Regions from separate parts of the Mus musculus genome. Here region 2 is linked to region 1. A link is a loop called in an ENCODE intact Hi-C map of the cell type or tissue named here. Cell type or tissue: gastrocnemius. All regions are shown on one strand. Links, peaks and the distances in the headings refer to the core of each region. The heading gives the core; the rest is flanking DNA.

The links. A loop is a pair of places that touch in the nucleus more often than their neighbours do. Peaks named below come from ENCODE experiments on the same cell type or tissue, not always from the same donor. Only the 100,000 strongest peaks of a DNase experiment are listed, where the experiment ranks them.
Region 2: it touches region 1 in a loop (7-fold over the local background); 24 of 42 quality-filtered maps call a loop at or near these places.

The regions. Positions count from the first base shown.
Region 1 is chr13:73,835,146-73,843,475 of GRCm38, forward strand. All of the region lies in intron 3 of Nkd2 (naked cuticle 2), which reads right to left. Among named protein-coding and RNA genes, the nearest start is that of Gm30303, 8.3 kb to the right of the region's middle. In gastrocnemius, for the core only: no CTCF peak of the experiment used is centred there; DNase peaks (open chromatin) are centred at 752, 1,625 and 4,072.
Region 2 is chr13:73,900,741-73,909,070 of GRCm38, forward strand. No RefSeq gene overlaps it. Among named protein-coding and RNA genes, the nearest start is that of Trip13, 33 kb to the right of the region's middle. In gastrocnemius, for the core only: a CTCF peak has its summit at 7,171 (motif pointing left); a DNase peak (open chromatin) is centred at 7,149.

The DNA.
Region 1 (8,330 bases), core at 32-8,031:
ACACATGTACAAACGTGTGCATGCACACACATGTGGACATGCATGCGCAAATACACATGAAAATGTATGCAAACACATGCCTACACATGTACACACATGTACATGTGTGTGCACACATACACAAATATATTACACGTAGAAACACACACACATGCTCACATTCATGTACATACTCACACACATACTCATGCATGCATACATACATACATGTGTTTGTTCAGAGACAATAATCATAAGCCATGCTGACTACTTCTCTTGTTTTCACTCTTGGCACACTGAAGTTTCTTTGGTTTAGTCCTCCGTGCTCCAGTCATTTTGCAACTGGTCTACACCTTGATCTTTTACCAGTCATGCCTGACACTACGATTGTCTTTCACAAAAAATGATGATCAAAGCTGACCAACCTTCCCCGATGGTGACTATTCACAGTTTCTATTCACAGTTCACGGGCCACAGAGGTTGCAAATTAACAAAATGGAATCTAAACTCAGGTCTCCCAGACTCAGGTCTCTCTGCCTCTTGCTAGGATGAAGGTGGACTCCTATTCAGGAAACTGGCCATCGTTGTTCCCTTCCATTCCCATTAAAGCTTTATTTTTCTTATTTCAAAGGCAGATTAATTCCAAAGCTGGGAGAGAAGGCGACTCAACCCTAAGTTGCTGTTTTTGTTTTACTTTAGAAGGTACTGTGTGATGTGGCGTTCTTACCAGAGATAAGCAGGCTAAGAACTTGGCGCCAGGCCCCTGGGGAGCTCACAACTCAGAAAAAGCAATAAATGCTGTTCATTTTTTGTTAAGTGCTCTCCATAGAGCTCTGTGGAAATATACCCTTACTGGCTCTGCTGCCTGGCTGGGCTGTGAAGATCAAAGACAGCCTCATAGCTACCCTATCTGGCAGCAGCTGCATGAAGTCCTTAAAGGGAAAAGAAAAAGAGCCAAGCCTATATCCTTCAAACACACTGTAAGGAAATGTAGTGGGGTCCCAGTGACAAACGTGCAATGCAGCTCTTAACAAATAATAAATATCGTTTCAGAAATGGTACCAGCTCCAGGAAGCTGGAAGCTGCACAGCTGCAAGGAGAGCTGAAGGGAAGTAAGCCCAGGGTCAGCCAGACACAGAAGGGAACCTGGACATAGCAGGGCTCCTGGGAAATGAATGGGGTCCAAGGGACTGCATTCTGACTGCCAGGGCTGGCCAGGGAGAGGTGAAAGCCCTGAGCTGGCTACTTTACCCACTAAGGCTCTGGTCCTCTGCATGGGCAGATATGGTAACCCGTGCTTCCCTCAATGCTTCCCAAGGACTCTTCCATACAGACAGAAGAACACATGTTCTTTCTGTTCCATGCTAACCTCTGCCCTGTACTCTGTGTGTCACAAACACAAGGAACCCCAAGTCCAAGTCCAAGTCCAAAGAAACTTCGGGGAAGCTTCCCCTCCCACAGATGAGCTAATGCCTCCTCTGACGGGATGCGGATATACAAAGCAAAGCCAGTGGCCAGCTACTGCTGCCTTGCCATGCCTGGTAGGGATGGGGTCCTTAGGGCCACCACTTCAGTGGTCTTCCCACAGAGGGTATGCCTCCTAAGGTCATCAGATGCCATCGGCTCCTCATCCCAAGCATGCCCAGTCACAACCGACTCCAGCAGAGCTGGCTACTGATCAAAACACAGCCGGAGGGACCAAGGATAAAGTGCCAATAGGCAATTTTCCCAGAGTTAACACCAGCTATGTTTTCAAGAAAGCCCAAATCATTACAAGTCTGAAGTAAAGATAAAGTTATCCCACATCCCTGCTCCTCAGCCATGGAGTGGGTCTCAGAATCCCCATAAGGCCAGCAACAGGGGAGGAGGGGGCTGAGGGGGGGGGCAAGACAAATGATGACCCTCCCCAGGGGCTTCCTGTACCCTTCCAGCTGTCATGCCTGTCCCAGACAGTAAGTAGCCTTCTAGAGCCACAGAAGGGTTGGTATACATGTCTTTGTTTACTGTAGCTCCTAGGAGGCAGGTGCAGGTCACTGTTAGTTCTCTGTATACATTTCTCCTCCTCCTGGAATGTGTGCTGTTTACTCCTGCCCAGGGGCCTTTCACTGTGATGTCTGGACAACCCCCCCTTCGCCAATGCTGCCTCTCCTGATATCCACACCAGGGCAGTCCCCTGACCATCCTCTGGCTCACTCTCGGAACCGTTCAGGAACCCTTGTCTGGCTCCTCCTTCAGCCTAGGAATAGGTGAGATAGTGAGCAGGCAGGCAACCTTGGAGCAGAATAGCAACCAGTGCGGGAGGGTGAGTGGGGGGGGTGGGGGGGTGTCAGGAGTTTATGAAGATTAGAGTCCGGTCTCCAGGACTCAATACAGCGTGACTCAGTAAACTGCCAAATCTGTTGTACCGTAGTCATCTCCTTTAGAAAGAGATTTTGGGACAGGATTGGAGAGGCCATAAGCAACCCTGCAGGAGAAGCTCGGGCACATAGGGTCTGTATCTAGCTGAGCACTCACCTTACTCCTAAGACCTTTCCTCTTTGACCTTTTATCTTTTCTCTTCAGAGGCACCCGGACATGGCCTTTCTCACCGGACTTGGGGTACTCTTTGCTTTTATTCCAATACTTCCCCACTTCCACTCCAGTCTACACAGGTTGGGCTGCTAGATGGTGCCCACTGCAGCGAGTTGGTGCTCTGTTAGTTCTGGTACTTTCTCCCTGGGGCCTCACTCTGTCATTTTAGACTCTGCACTCCACTAGGGTTCACCCGGGTTCACCAACTTCTCCTCCCACTGCTCACTCGCCAGTGATCCTTGCGGCCTTTGGGAACCCACTCCTTCCTGTAACACACCTCTGAAGCACGTGGAACCCTTACCCAGCTTTCCAAGGAATCCATCAAAGTACAATGCAGTTCTCTTTCCTCTACCCATCTTTCTCGAAACAACGTCACCTTCAGACTAAAGCTGGCTCTCCCAAACCCTGGGATAATATGCTCCAGGTCTCTCAGCATGGGTGAGGCTCACCTAAAGTTGATGGGAGAGGAAGGTAGCTAACAGCCTCATCTAGACTTTCCACCTAATACGTCACTATAGGAGTCGGAGGGCTAACCTTGCCAGCAAGGGGGGTTGTGGGTGACCAGAGAGAGCAGCAGGCACATCTATACAGGGTATGATAAGAACAGGCCAAGTTCAGAGACACCTCACTCATTTGGGAGACCTGTGGGCTGGACACCCTGAACTGGGTGAGATATGTAGGGGATTCTGAGCATCCCCAGGAGGGCAAGGACCAGGGTTGGATGGAACTTCAGAGACCAAACGCCAGTCCAGCTAAGGCACCCAGTCAGCTATGGGAAAGGAGGGCTAAGTGGGCAGAGGACATTGAACAGGATACGAAGACAACAGTTTTGGGTGAGCAGCCAAGACTCCCTGATCAAGAGCACAAACTGAGGAAGGGTAAGGAAACCTGTGAGACCCCACTGAACAGGGTGAGCCCAGCTGTACTCTCAATCTCTCTGGGAGAACAGGAGGTTCCTGTAGTGGAGACTGTGTGCCAGGTCCTTGGGGGCAGGAAGAAAGAGGTACTGTCTCATGCCATTTCTGAGCAGGTTCTTCTTCAGAGCCGGGCTGAGGACAGACTTTTAAATCAAGAGATATAAATAAAACGTATCCCTTCACTGAATAAATATATCAGCCCTGGGCCTCCGCATCACAGGCATAAGAGAAGCCAGGATGGCCTTGATACTCCCGCACACAAGGACAAGCAGCACCTAGGATTCTGGTGACAAAGAGCACTTCCTAGCACACAGAACATCCTTTACAGAGCTCTAGACACCGACCAACCAGGATGCCTAGTGCTATATTAAAATAATCTCCCTCTGAATTTCTGTATTAAAACATTACATGCTTTTTTAGCTTCTCTGATTTCAGGGCTCAAAACTCGCTAGGGCTAGCTGAGAAGATTCTGAAGTAAAAGAAATCCTCCCTTCTGGCTGCCAGGCTTCATTGCCATCAGCCCATTCCAGCTGTGCGTGGCAAACAGGATCGAACAGACCCAATTTGTTCAATGCTGGCATGAAGAGCTGCCAGACGGACGCTGCCAAATCTCCCATCAACGTGAAAGCTGATTACAGCAAACACCAGCCCAGCAGTAGGTGCAGCTTGCTGTGAGGCAGGTTAGGGGGCAGAGAGGGTTTTTGATCACTAACAGGCTTATCTGTAAGTAGCGGCTCCAGCAAACCAGTCTTGCCCAAGCCGGTGCTGTGCTTTGCCCGGAATGGTCCTAGCATCCAACCATGTCTACCGACTACATGAGAGATCAAGCGCACAAACAGTACCCCACTGGGACTAGACAACTCTGTGTAGCGGAAGGGCATATCCCATCTGACAGGTCATAGCTGTTCCTGGTGAGGTAGCCAGCACATGGGATAATCACTCTCACCTCTCACAGCCTAGGGCAATGTGGTCCTCCTTAAAAGAAGCCAGTCCATGTCCTAGGCCAGGCTTCAATGTTCCCTGGCACCAACCTCAGTTAACAAAACAGTACAGCCTAAGGATGATCACCCTCCCCCCACACCCCCGTACCTCAATCACCACTGGGTGGCCCAAGTGGAGCCACTTGCTCTGACCCATGCTGGGTCACAGTGGGCAGAGAGCACACGTGTTTTGACAGCCCAAGGATAACCACAGAAAGCCAATCAAGCAAAGGGCTGGGAAGGGAGTGGGGTGTGTGTGTGTGTGAATAACCTTTCCATATGTCACCTCAAGTATGAGGAGCCTAACTTGAGCCACATGTTCCAATGACCCCTGTAGCCACCCCAGAGCCCAAGTTTCTCCTGCATCTATGGCCACCTGGGCCCCACCTGGCTCTGCTTGTCAGCATGTCTACCAACTACCTGATAGATCAAGGACATCAACAGTGCCCCAACGGGGACCAGACGACTCTGTGTAGTGCGAGGGCCTATCCCATTCTTTCACACTAGTTCTATTTCAGTTTTTCACATGAACCAGGGCAGATTCTGGAAACCTGACCCACAGGCTTGCTCTCTGTACCCTTCAGGGATCCTTCAGCCCATGGGTAAAGTTGACACAAAACCTCACAAGACATAGAACTGATTTCTCAGAAGTACTTGAATGGGAAGAATAGGGATCTCTTGGGTTCAGGTCCCTCCCTCTTGTAAGAAGAAAAGTCTACCAGGAGGCTATAAAGGGGAGGCGGACACATCAGTAACGCACCCATGTGACCCTCCAGGCACAACTGTACTGGGTGTTTTCCTGTTTGTCAGGGTCTTAGGCCTTACTCTGGTCACTGGTTGCAGGCTCTGTTTTGGTGTCTCAGAGCAGAGCTTTTGTATAGATGAACTCAATGGCATGGGGGCATGGACCATTCAGTGTTGTCCACAGTACAAGCAGCCCACAAGAGCACTCACAACAGCTCAATGGACAGACAAGACTATTATGTAATGCTAACCTTACTCTCAGTAGTATAGCATATACAAGGTGAGCTTGCTTCCTCATGAACAACTCTTTCCTGTGATTCTCAGAGCCATAGCTCTGTAGGGCTTCCCCACCAACCAGTTAGGGAGAGCAGCCTCCATGAGCTGCTGTGCATCCGCTTCTCCAGGTTCCTGGGGTGACACAGGCAACATTCTGGGAATTCCTCTTACCTGTAGGGAGAAGTGGTCTATGTCCATAGGGCTTAGCTTTCCTAAGTACAAGGCTGGCCACTGTGTATGTTAATCACATGTGGGTGGTCCTACTGTGTGTTGGCCCTGACTCCCTGGGCCTGGCCAGGATGAAGCACAGGGGACCGCCTCTGCCAAGCTCCTGCTTCCCATTCTAGACCCTTATATCTATCTCCTCACGCCTCCTGATAGAACCATGAGAAATATGTGGTCTCAAGGCCACAGGAAACAAGCTAAGTTGAACTTCAGAGACATGTGGAGCAGGCTTCAAGGCCTGGACACATGGCTAAGCCATAGCATCGTGGCTAGGGCCAGATTGCTGCCTCCTGACCACAGGAGGAAAAAAGAGTCATGTTTTCACTGGAACTGGCATGTGTTTTCACTGGAACTGGCATGTGGTTCCCAATGCTAGCTCTGACCAGGACTTCAACAAACTCTGTGCAGATGACCAGTGGGTATCCCCCGACCTCACTACTGACGCTTGAGACTGGAGACACAGTTCTGTCCTCTTCTTCCTTCTTTTTCTCTTCTCTTCTCTTCTCTTCTCTTCTCTTCTCTTCTCTTCTCTTCTCTTCTCTTCTCTTCTCTTCTCTTCTCTTCTTTTCTTTCCCTCCCTTCCTTCCTTCCTTCCTTCCTTCCTTCCTTCCTTCCTTCCTTCCTTCCTTCAGCTGTCCTGGAACTCACTCTGTAGACCAGACTGGCCTCGAACTCAGAAATCCGCCTGCCTCTGCCTCCCAAGTGCTGGGATTAAAGGCATGCGCCACCACCTCCAGCCCTTTTCTTTCTTTCTAAAGATTTATTTATTTATTTATTTATTTATTTATTTATTTATTTTATGTATGTGAGTGCTCTATCTGCTTGTACACCTGTGTCTAGAAGAGGGCATTAGATCCCATTACAGATGGTTGTGAGCCATCATGTGGTTGCTGGGGATTGAACTCAGGACCTTTGGAAGAGCAGCCAATCCTCTTAATCACTTCTTGCTTACCAAGACACAGAAACCACCAATCCCTGTCCCCAGACTCCAGAGCAAGTGTCAAGAGATACAGAGCAAGTAGGCCTGTCCCTAATGCTGGGGAAGAACTGGGTCTGGACATGTCACCTGCATTATCTAGCTCTGGACAAGCTATAGCAATTGGGAAGTTGCTTCATGTGCAGCCTGCTCTTGCACATGAAGCTGGACCACAGTGCTAGAACAGAATGCTCATGAGGCCAGGCCATTCCCTGTGTATGGTTGAAACCATGGTTCCTGGCCATGCCATTGACTGGCTTCTGGATAGCCTTGCCCCCAAGCTCACCTCAGACCCCTCCCTCCTCACCAGGGCTCCAGGTTGAATAGGCCTTCTGGTCAAAAGTGGTAATCCCAGGTTAACTCTTGGACTGCCTCAAAAAACCAAGGTGGGTAGCTTCTGAGGAACAATGACCAAGGTTGACCTCTGGCCTCCACATACATGTGCATACATGTTGCATATATATGCACATGCACATGCACATGCACATACACATGCACATACATAAAGCACAACCTTTTCATATATAAATTACTCAGCCACAAGCAAAACTGTAGGAAGTAACCTGAGTTCTAGAGAGGTGGCACCACTTGCCACAGTGGTCAATCTGCTGACAGGTCAGGGTGAAGCCACTTTCCCACTTTTATTAGTATTTCTAGAAAGCCAAGATTTTAGCTCCTTCAGCACCAAAATAAGCGGCTGTGACTTGAAGCTATTTTAGAAATCCAGACAAGACAAGTTACCCAGTATAAGCCTTAGTCCTAGCTGTCTATGAAACCTCTACCCCCACTCCCCAAATCCAGGTGGCACCTTGAGGCAAAACACCCCACATTCTGAGAGTCTTGACCTATGCTTTTCAGATGCAGAGGTGAACAATATGCACATCTGCACATGCCCATTCCCTCTGTGCCCTCCAGAGAGCACTTGCTAATCTTCTTGGGAACCTCTCAAAGAACTTGAATCCCAGGGGAACACTACTCCAGTGGCCAATGACCTTCATGCAGAGAGGCTGTGCTAGCCAACACTACTGTAGACATCAGGAATCTGCCCCTCCAGTCTCTGTGGTCACAGCCCTAATCATGGCCTCATATGGTCAGCCTCCCAGAGCTCCTGTCATCAGACACCAGAGAACCAGGCAATGAGCAAAGGCAGAGCCCAACCATGCACTGTCCCTCAGTGGCAGAGTACATCACAGCAGTTTCAGGGCCTCCAAGTACCAGACTGGGTCAGACATTGACTGCATGGCACCTGGCTAGTGCTTGAGGTGACCTCAACACCTTCTGCAACACAGGGATAGCCCCGTGGCCTGTGCCTCCTTTCTCTCCTCTATTTAGCCCTATCCATCTCTTCAGAGGTAACCTTCAGCCATGTGCCTAAAAACACTGATACCAGCCCCTTGAGGTTTAGTTCTCAGGCCAATTTTGCCTCACCTCTCCTAGAGGCATTTCCTGCAAATCAGCCAGGTGGTTCCTGAGACCTCGGCTAATTCAAATCCCTTTGGGTGAGAACCACTCAGCTTATCACACATTTGTGGGGTTCAATGAGACACCTGCAAATTCAGAAGCAAAAAAGGGGCAGGTATTCAGTGCCACCTGACTACTGACAATGACTCCTTGATGTTGCTAGTCCCCCAGGCCTGTCCTTGATGTTCCTGCATCAAAGTG
Region 2 (8,330 bases), core at 154-8,153, 66 kb after region 1:
CCTGAGTTCCGGTCAACCAAGGTCAAGAATCACTCCACTGGCAACACACTATAGCCAGTGTTGGAGGCAGGGTTCTCTCAGCCAGCCAGGGACTGGGGAGGATGGATAAATGGTAACCATTGTTCTGCCATTGTCTGATCATCACTGTTGATGCTTAGATCTGACTGGGATGGAGATAACAAGCTGAGCAGGTACAGACAAGGCCTCAGCCACAGAGCCTGGAGGATCCCATACATATGCAGGCACCATGCACAAACGCTAGAGGTGCTCAGCAATGAAGGCACATGCGTGTAACATCCTGACAGGCTATCCTTATACTTCTGAGGAGGGGGAATGTGGCTGAAATACTCCAGACTCAAGATGCAGGGCCAACCTGAGTATGGTGATAGTACTATCTCACATCTAACACCTCACTACAAACCTAGATACAGACACATGAGGAGGCCCAAGAGACTGATTTATGCTGAGTCCATCAGAAAAGAAAACGAATCCAGGTCATGGTTCATCACTGTACTCAGCTGCTCTCCCAGAGAGACTCTTTAGTCTCTGTTATAGTCCCTCATTGTTCACTGCTGTGTCTGATATCATATCCTGTGATTATCAAGTAAAATCTTTTTTGGGGGGAGTGTGGATTTCGACACAGGGTTTCTCTGAATAGCCCTGGCTGTCCTGGAACTCACTTTGTAGACCAGGCTGGCCTCGAACTCAGGAATCTGCCTGCCTCTGCTAATCTGAGTGCTGGGATTAAAGGCGTGCACCACCACACCCAGCTCATAAAATCTTTTGAAATGTAGTATTTTAACAGTTCACTAGCTTCTACCAATGTCATCATTGCTTAAAGCTCAGAATGTCATCAGATAACATGTGAGACCTCTAGCAGACTTCCTTTGCTAACCTGTCCAACCTGATGTTTCCAGAAACATAACAATTCTGTAAGCATAAAAATTTGGTGAAACTGGTGATACATGGGTTTATTTGGGGGTAAGCAATCTGAATTCATGTTCTTGGGTTATGATTATTCCTGTGTGGCTCAAGAATGAACTCTTATTCCCATTCAGGTAAAAGTTGTCATCACATATTGGTGATCTGCTTTAAAAGAGAACAGAGTTGAGCCATGTGCTTTGCTGATGTTCAGTTTCTAAAGTTCACACCCTGTCCTCAAGACCCAAGTCCAGTTGGTGTAAAACTGTTTGGTGATGGCTTGCCATTTTAATTCTGAGGAGCAGCCTCTCTTGAAGGGGATCAGGCAGCCTTCTATCTCCTTTCATGATAACACCATGTGAAGGAGTTAAGACCATGCACCCCAAAGGGACTGCTCTTGATGTGGACTTTGGTGAGCTCACAGTGTTCAGAAGCGGCAGGTGCAATCGCCTCATTTCTCTTCTGGATGGTCCCATTTTAAGGAGTAGGAGGTGAAATTCTGTGGGAGGGAATGCCAAAACCAGAGGCAAGATTCTTTTTTTTTTTTTTTAAATCAACAAGGACTAACTCACTCTGTTAATATTACTGTCCTTCACTGGGTGTGGTGGCGCACGCCTTTAATCCCAGCACTTGGGAGGCAGAGGCAGGCAGATTTCTGAGTTTGAGGCCAGCCTGCTCTACAGAATGAGTTCCAGGACAGCCAGGGCTATACAGAGAATCCCGAAAACCAACCAACCAACCAACCAAACAAACAAACAAAAAACCCCACCAACAACAAAAAACAAACAAACAACAAAAAAAAAGATCACTGACCTTCTTTTAGCCTCTCTCAAACCTCCTCCTGGCCTGATTTGGCACATGGGTGCCATCAGGGCTCCAGTTCCTTCCGAAGTTTCCTGTGCTTCGGGAGACTTTAATGAAAAAACTTGTGTTTGACCTGGTCATTTTCCTTTTGTCACCCGAGGCTGTGTGTAGGTAAGTGCACGTGTAGTTGAATGAGTTAGTGTTATTCCCTCCCAGACACAGAAGACACGAGATGTTCACACTCATGAGATCTACTTCCACTCATAGTCTTAAAGTGAGCATCCATCTCTAGACACCGCTGACATTAGCCAGCACGCTCTCCAGCCCCAGACAAAGCTTCTTCTAGGCTAGGAGTTCTCAACCTTCCTGATGCTACGGCCCTTTAATACAGTTCTTCATGTGGTGGTGACCCCTACTCACAAAATTATTTTTGTTACTACTTCATAGCCATGATTTTGCTACTGTTATGAATAGCAATGCAAATATCTGATATGCGAGGTATCTGAATATGTGACACCTGTGAAATGGTCCTTTAACCTCCAAAAGGGTTGTGACCCCCCCAGGTTAGAACTACTGCTCTAAGCCTAGGGATATGAATTCTGCAGTTCATAGGTAGCTATTAGCAGAATAAAAATGGAAAATATCCCAGAGGAGGTTGATTGTTTAAACACATTTTAAAAAATGAACAAATCAATGTAAACTAACATTAAATACATTAGAAGGACTCACTAGCAGCCGAATCCATTTTAGGCGGTTTCTGTCCTACAGAAAGCCAGCTGCCACTCTGGCTCCCTAGTAGATGAGTACTTGTCTTTGCAGATGGAAAGAGTACGCGCAGCAGCCAGAAGGAAGGGGAGGGAAGAGTACTCTGGGGCAGAAGCTAGGTCTGCTGCCAACATGCAGAGTAGAATACAGCCCAGCCAAGGTATGGGATACATGCCATACATGGGGTGACTGGAAAAGCTCAAAGTCAATAGTAGCACCTGCTATACTCACCATGGGATGTACAGTCCTGATTCTGCCCTCTCCTCTGGGTGGCCAATGGGAACTCCTTCAGAGGCCTGTTTTCTAGTCAGAGTCAGCAGAGAACTGTAAGAGGTTTGTATCAGATCCTAGGGATGTGAACGTCGGGGCTATGGAACACCCTGAAAACCAGGTTCTGTAATCACATCTCACGTAAGGCTAAAGGAAATATCAGTGTAATCTGCATGCCAAACTGTCCTTGGTGATGAATGAAGAGAATGTGGGGACATCAGTGCCCAGCTATGCAGCTGTTAGAGGAAGGGAAACCGGAGTGAGGAAGGCAAGGTGTCACTGGGGAACACCTGGCTACCAGAAATGGGAGCAAGAAGCAAGGTGTGGTGGCACAGGCCTGTAATCCCAGCACTCAGGAAGTAGAAGCAAACACTGAGTTTAAGGCCAGTCTGGGCTACATACTAAGTTCCAAGGCAGTCACAGGTACATAAGAATCTCCTGTCTCAAAACAAACAAACAAACAAACAAACAAACAAACAAACAAGGGAAAAATAAGAGGAATGAATGAATTGTGCTGTGCCTTGGAGAAGCTAGGAGCACTGTGATTCCCCTGAAGCCAAGAAAAAGACAGAAACAAACACCTTTCGACCTAGCAACGGTTCCTAAATGTTTGAGAAATATGGTAGATGGAGGACCTTCCTCAGGCTTTGGTAGGCTCTTTCACAATTCAGGATGGAAGCTCAACCATGGGCATTTCTGGTCTCCTAATGGCCCAGCTGTGTGGATTAGACAAGTCCCTTAAGAGCTAGTGATGTCCCTGACCAGCTGGTGTGAATTTTGGACACCTGAGTGGGATGTAAGTAACAGACAGGGAAAGGTCAGGATATTGGCATACAAAACTTTATTTCTTAATAATTCTATTTAGTGCTTTCCATCATGAGAAAATATTGTTGAGTTTAGGAGGAAAAACAACAAACAAACAAACAAACAAACAAACAATGAGCGAATGTTAACAAGCTTTGGGAATGTAAGGTACCCACACAAAACACTGAAGTGTTGAACACTTTTCAAGTTTTTATTGGCCATTTAGATTTCTTCTTTCAAGAACTGTCTATTCCATTTGTCTTTTGATTGTATGACTTGTCTTTGAGGCTTAGTATTTGCTGGTGTGTTTGTGCGCTTGTTTTTGTGTGCCTGTGTGTGTATACATAAGACACAAGGCTTGCCCTATGCTCATTTGCACCAAACTGACAGAGGCAAATTTAACCCACCAGGATGATACTTTGTCTAGAGGGAAACCCGTGCAGATAGATGCTCTTGTGCACTAGCGCTGGGACTGCTGAGTCGTCACTCTGGGGACAGCTTGGGATTGTCTAGAAAAGCTATTGTGATTACAGTTAAGGAGTTGGAGAAAACAGGGAGATAATGGAAGTCAAACCTTACTAAGAAAGAACAAAATAGAACATTAGAACTAATATATTCATAGTTATTTTAAATTTAATATTGCTAAAGTTTTATATATATATATATATATATATATATATATATATATATATATATATAAAATTAGCAATAATAAAAGCTCACTACACAGCTTTACATTTAGCCACATGGAAGACAAGCTTGGTAAACTTGGCAGCAGAAAAATAGCAACAAGTGAGTGATGCCTTGAGAGAAAAGGATGGATCTTGAAACCTCAAAGCCCCCCATACGTTTCCTCCAACAAGGCCCCACCTACTGTACAAAACCACACCTCCTATTTTTTATAATCCTTTTAAACAGTTTCCCTCTCTAGTGACTAAGCATTCAAATATATGCACCTAGGGGGAATATATAACCATAAACCATTTTTGTCTTATCACCCGAGTTATCCTTTATGACTAGATAATTCTATTGCCTGAATTAAAACTTAGAATTCACACTTAGACAAAACCTGCTATATCATATGGGTTGCCTTCATGATGAAACCTTTCTTTCTTTCTAATCAAAGCTCTCAATTGTCTCCTTTTAATTGGGGGAGTTATCATTTTTAATGAATAACCATTCTTCACTTGAGTCATAACCAATGAACAGAAAACATCATATCATCACCATTGATGACTAAAAGCCTTTCTTAGACACCCAAATCATTGCTTATGACTAGAACTCTTTCTCCCCTCATCTGAATTTGTTTTTCAACTAAAACTGTCCTCTTCAGCCATCTTCATGACCGAAGAATTTTCATATTCCTTTTTTTTTTTTTTTTTTTTTTTTTGGGTTTCGAGACAGGGTCTCTCTGTGTAGCCCTGGCTGTCCTGGAACTCACTCTGTAGACCAGGCTGGCCTCGAACTCAGAAATCCGCTGGCTTCAAACTCAGAAATCCGACTGCCTCTGCCTCCCAAGTGCTGGGATTAAAGGCTTGCGCCACCACGGCCTGGTTGAATTTTCATATTCTTATCATCCAGACAACTTATTAGTCACTTAATTATTGTATTGCTGTAGAGACACCATGACCAAGGCACTCTTATAAAAAACAAAACAAAACAAAACAAAAAAACCCCACTTAACTGGAGAGACTTGCTTATATTTTCAGAGGCTTAGTCCCATGTAGGCAGGTACTGAAATAGTAGCTCAGAGCTATATCCTGATCCATAGGAAGAGAGAGAGAGAGAGAAAGAAAGACAGAGAAAGAGAGACAGACAGACAGAACGAGAACACATGTGCCTAGGCCTGGTGGTATGGACGTCTGAAACCTCAAAACTCACCCCCAATGACATACTTCCTCCAACAAGTCCACACTTCATAATCTTTACAACCCTTTCATAGTTCTGATGGGGACGATTCTTATTTCAAACCACCACAGTGGGTTTGTTGTACCATGAACAATGAGGACCTTCATTTGATTTGAGAGTCTTGTGTTCTCTGCTAGCAACTAGTCTAAAATCAGAAACTTCACAACTCCATAGCCTCCAGCAGGGATCAGAGGCCCAAAACTCCACTAATAAGTACTCTATTGGGCCAAAGGAGACGAACTCACCATTGTCCCTGCTGAGAGGTGGTACTCTGGTCCAAGAAGAGACCAGGCGAGTATTAAAACTTCTCCTGATACAGCGGGTGAGATGTATTGGCCATACATGTGCTTATTTAGATGAGGGGACTGGTTGTTGTAACTGAGCTGGAAGAAATGTTGCGGGAAGTTCACAAGGGCCCATGAGGGAAAAGAAGCAGACGAGTCTGTGGCCAGCTATCAACAGATCAAGACGGCTGAGCTTTCCTCTAAGAGACAGCACACTCAACACCTTACGGAACCCAAGAACTCTCATGTTTGCCTAGATATCTGAGGCTGTTAAAGTGTCCCACCCCCAACACAAGAAACGGGGTTCATCTCACCACAACTCCAGAGGGATTTGGGGTCCTTGTCCTACACTACTATGCTCCTGATCTACAGGTCAAATCTTACCTGGCTGAATGGTAACCATGATCAGTTCTGGCTTTCAAGGAGAACCCATACTGTTTCCTGAGTCAGTAGACTCCTGAGGCCACTTTACTACCCACCCCATTAGGACAGGAAAAGAAGGCAGGGGGCTCCACAGGTGTTTCAGATCTACCGATCCTTCTCTACTGACCATTACAGGCTCCTCAAAGGCAGACAGACCCCTTTCCCATTTTGATGGGACACTAGATTCTGTGTGGAGGCTACAAAGTGATAGAGGGTATTCACTGCCTGTGCAACATAATGAGAGCCAGGAGCATTGTGTGAAGAAAATCGTGGGCAGTAACGTTCCAGAGGTCCTTGGTTGGGTCAGGCTTTTGGCTGTCAGGACCACAGCTACTCCACACTTGAAAGATTATGCCTGTCAAGCAGGGCCAGAGAATGCCCACAACAGCTTGCAAAGAGCTAAGGGTGGATCGTGGGTGGGATCCAAGTCTCCGGGCAGCCTACCTTCTTTGTTTCCTTGGCAGGACTCCCTGTTCTTCTATAGCTATTTCTTCCAAATAGAAATACTTTCTACTCGGGGGAAGAAGAACATTCACAAGGATGCTCAGGCAACTAAGAAGAGTCTCAAATTCATTACTGAGTTTATAGAAACAACAAGTAATTGCTAGTGGGAAGACTCTTTAGTGGAGCTTCCTGCAAATTGCTCAAGAAACTCCGGTGATAACAGTTTTCATAAGTTTCCAGCCATAATGGAGTGGGGCTTTATTTTTCTGCAAGTTATTCCCCAAAACACTGACTTCCAAAGTTGTATTTAGGTGAAATAATTTCTTTGGTTTGTCATCAGTACCCTGAGATAAAAGCCACTTCTTTGTATCCCCCAGGAAAAGTTTCACAACGTATAGATGACCATACACACCCTTGCACCAAACACACAGGACCAGGAGGAAAGGGCTGCAGCTGACAGAGGGCTGAGGAAAACTCCACTGACAATGCTCACCACTTCCTCCCTGATCCTGTCCTTATTTGCAGGATGATATTACCCTCTGCTGGTCTGAGAGGGAACTGTCACATCAAGATTGTCAGTCTCTAGTTCCCCAGAGGGGCTCTTCCCCATCTGTGTCTTTCTATCTCTTGTCTTTGCCTCTTCTGTCTGGGTACCTTCTATTCCATACTCTCACATCCTAACCTCTCTCTTTCTCCTTAGTTCCCAATCTCTTTTTACCTGAACACTTAGATACTGGATATCTTAGTGGTAGGATGGTCCTTGCCCACTCTAGCTCCAAATCGTGGAGTATGGAGCAACCCTACCTCACTCTTTCCTGACCTTTGTGCCTTTAGACCCTAGTCATTATCTCAGGTAGTCCACAGGGCTAGGGTACATCAGGGCTGGTTAGAGTGGGAAATAGAGGGGCCAGTACCAAGCCAACACAGGGATGAGGTCCCAGCCACACACATAAGAAATGATATGTCCCTCCATGCATTATTTTCATTTGCACAGGATAGCTCCAGTATCTGTACAGGTCACAACTGTTAACCTGCAGTCATTAGTATCTGCGCATCAGCACAGGTATTCCTCGGACTCATTTGCACGAAATTTCCTTGTTGGGCCTATGTTAGAGCTAGTTCTTATGGACCTATCCTGAGGGCAAGGAAGAACAGCTCAGGAGTCCCCTACCTCTGCTGGGCTGCTGTCCTGGTTCTGAGGTATTAACCTTAGAATGGCCACCAGGGTTAGGATGCCTGGACATCAGTGAAAGCATAGAGGCAAAGGAGAGCCTTGAGAGGAACTTAATTTACAAGGTACCAGGATCTATAGGCTATACCGAGAGGTTAAGTTACAGGAAGCATAATGGGATGTGGGCCTGGCCCAAGTTACCTCCCCAGAGACTTAACAGACTCAATGATAATTAATACTAAGGAAAAAGAGGAACCAACTGCAGGTTGGCACCCTACTCCCCAGCCCACAACTCTGTCCACCTCTTGGAAGGCCTGCTCCCACCTGGAACACCAGGTGAGAAATCCATGCCCCAATATCCTGCCTGCTGGGACCCCAGCAAGCCTAGCAGCTGTGAGGTCTGCCCCCGCCTTCCAGAGCTCCAACTTCCTTCTGGTCCACACCTCTACTTGCAATCTTGGATCTGCACCCCACTCATCAGCCCACAGTTCTGCCTGTTTCCTGGGAAGCCTGCTCCCACCCAGGACAACCAGCTC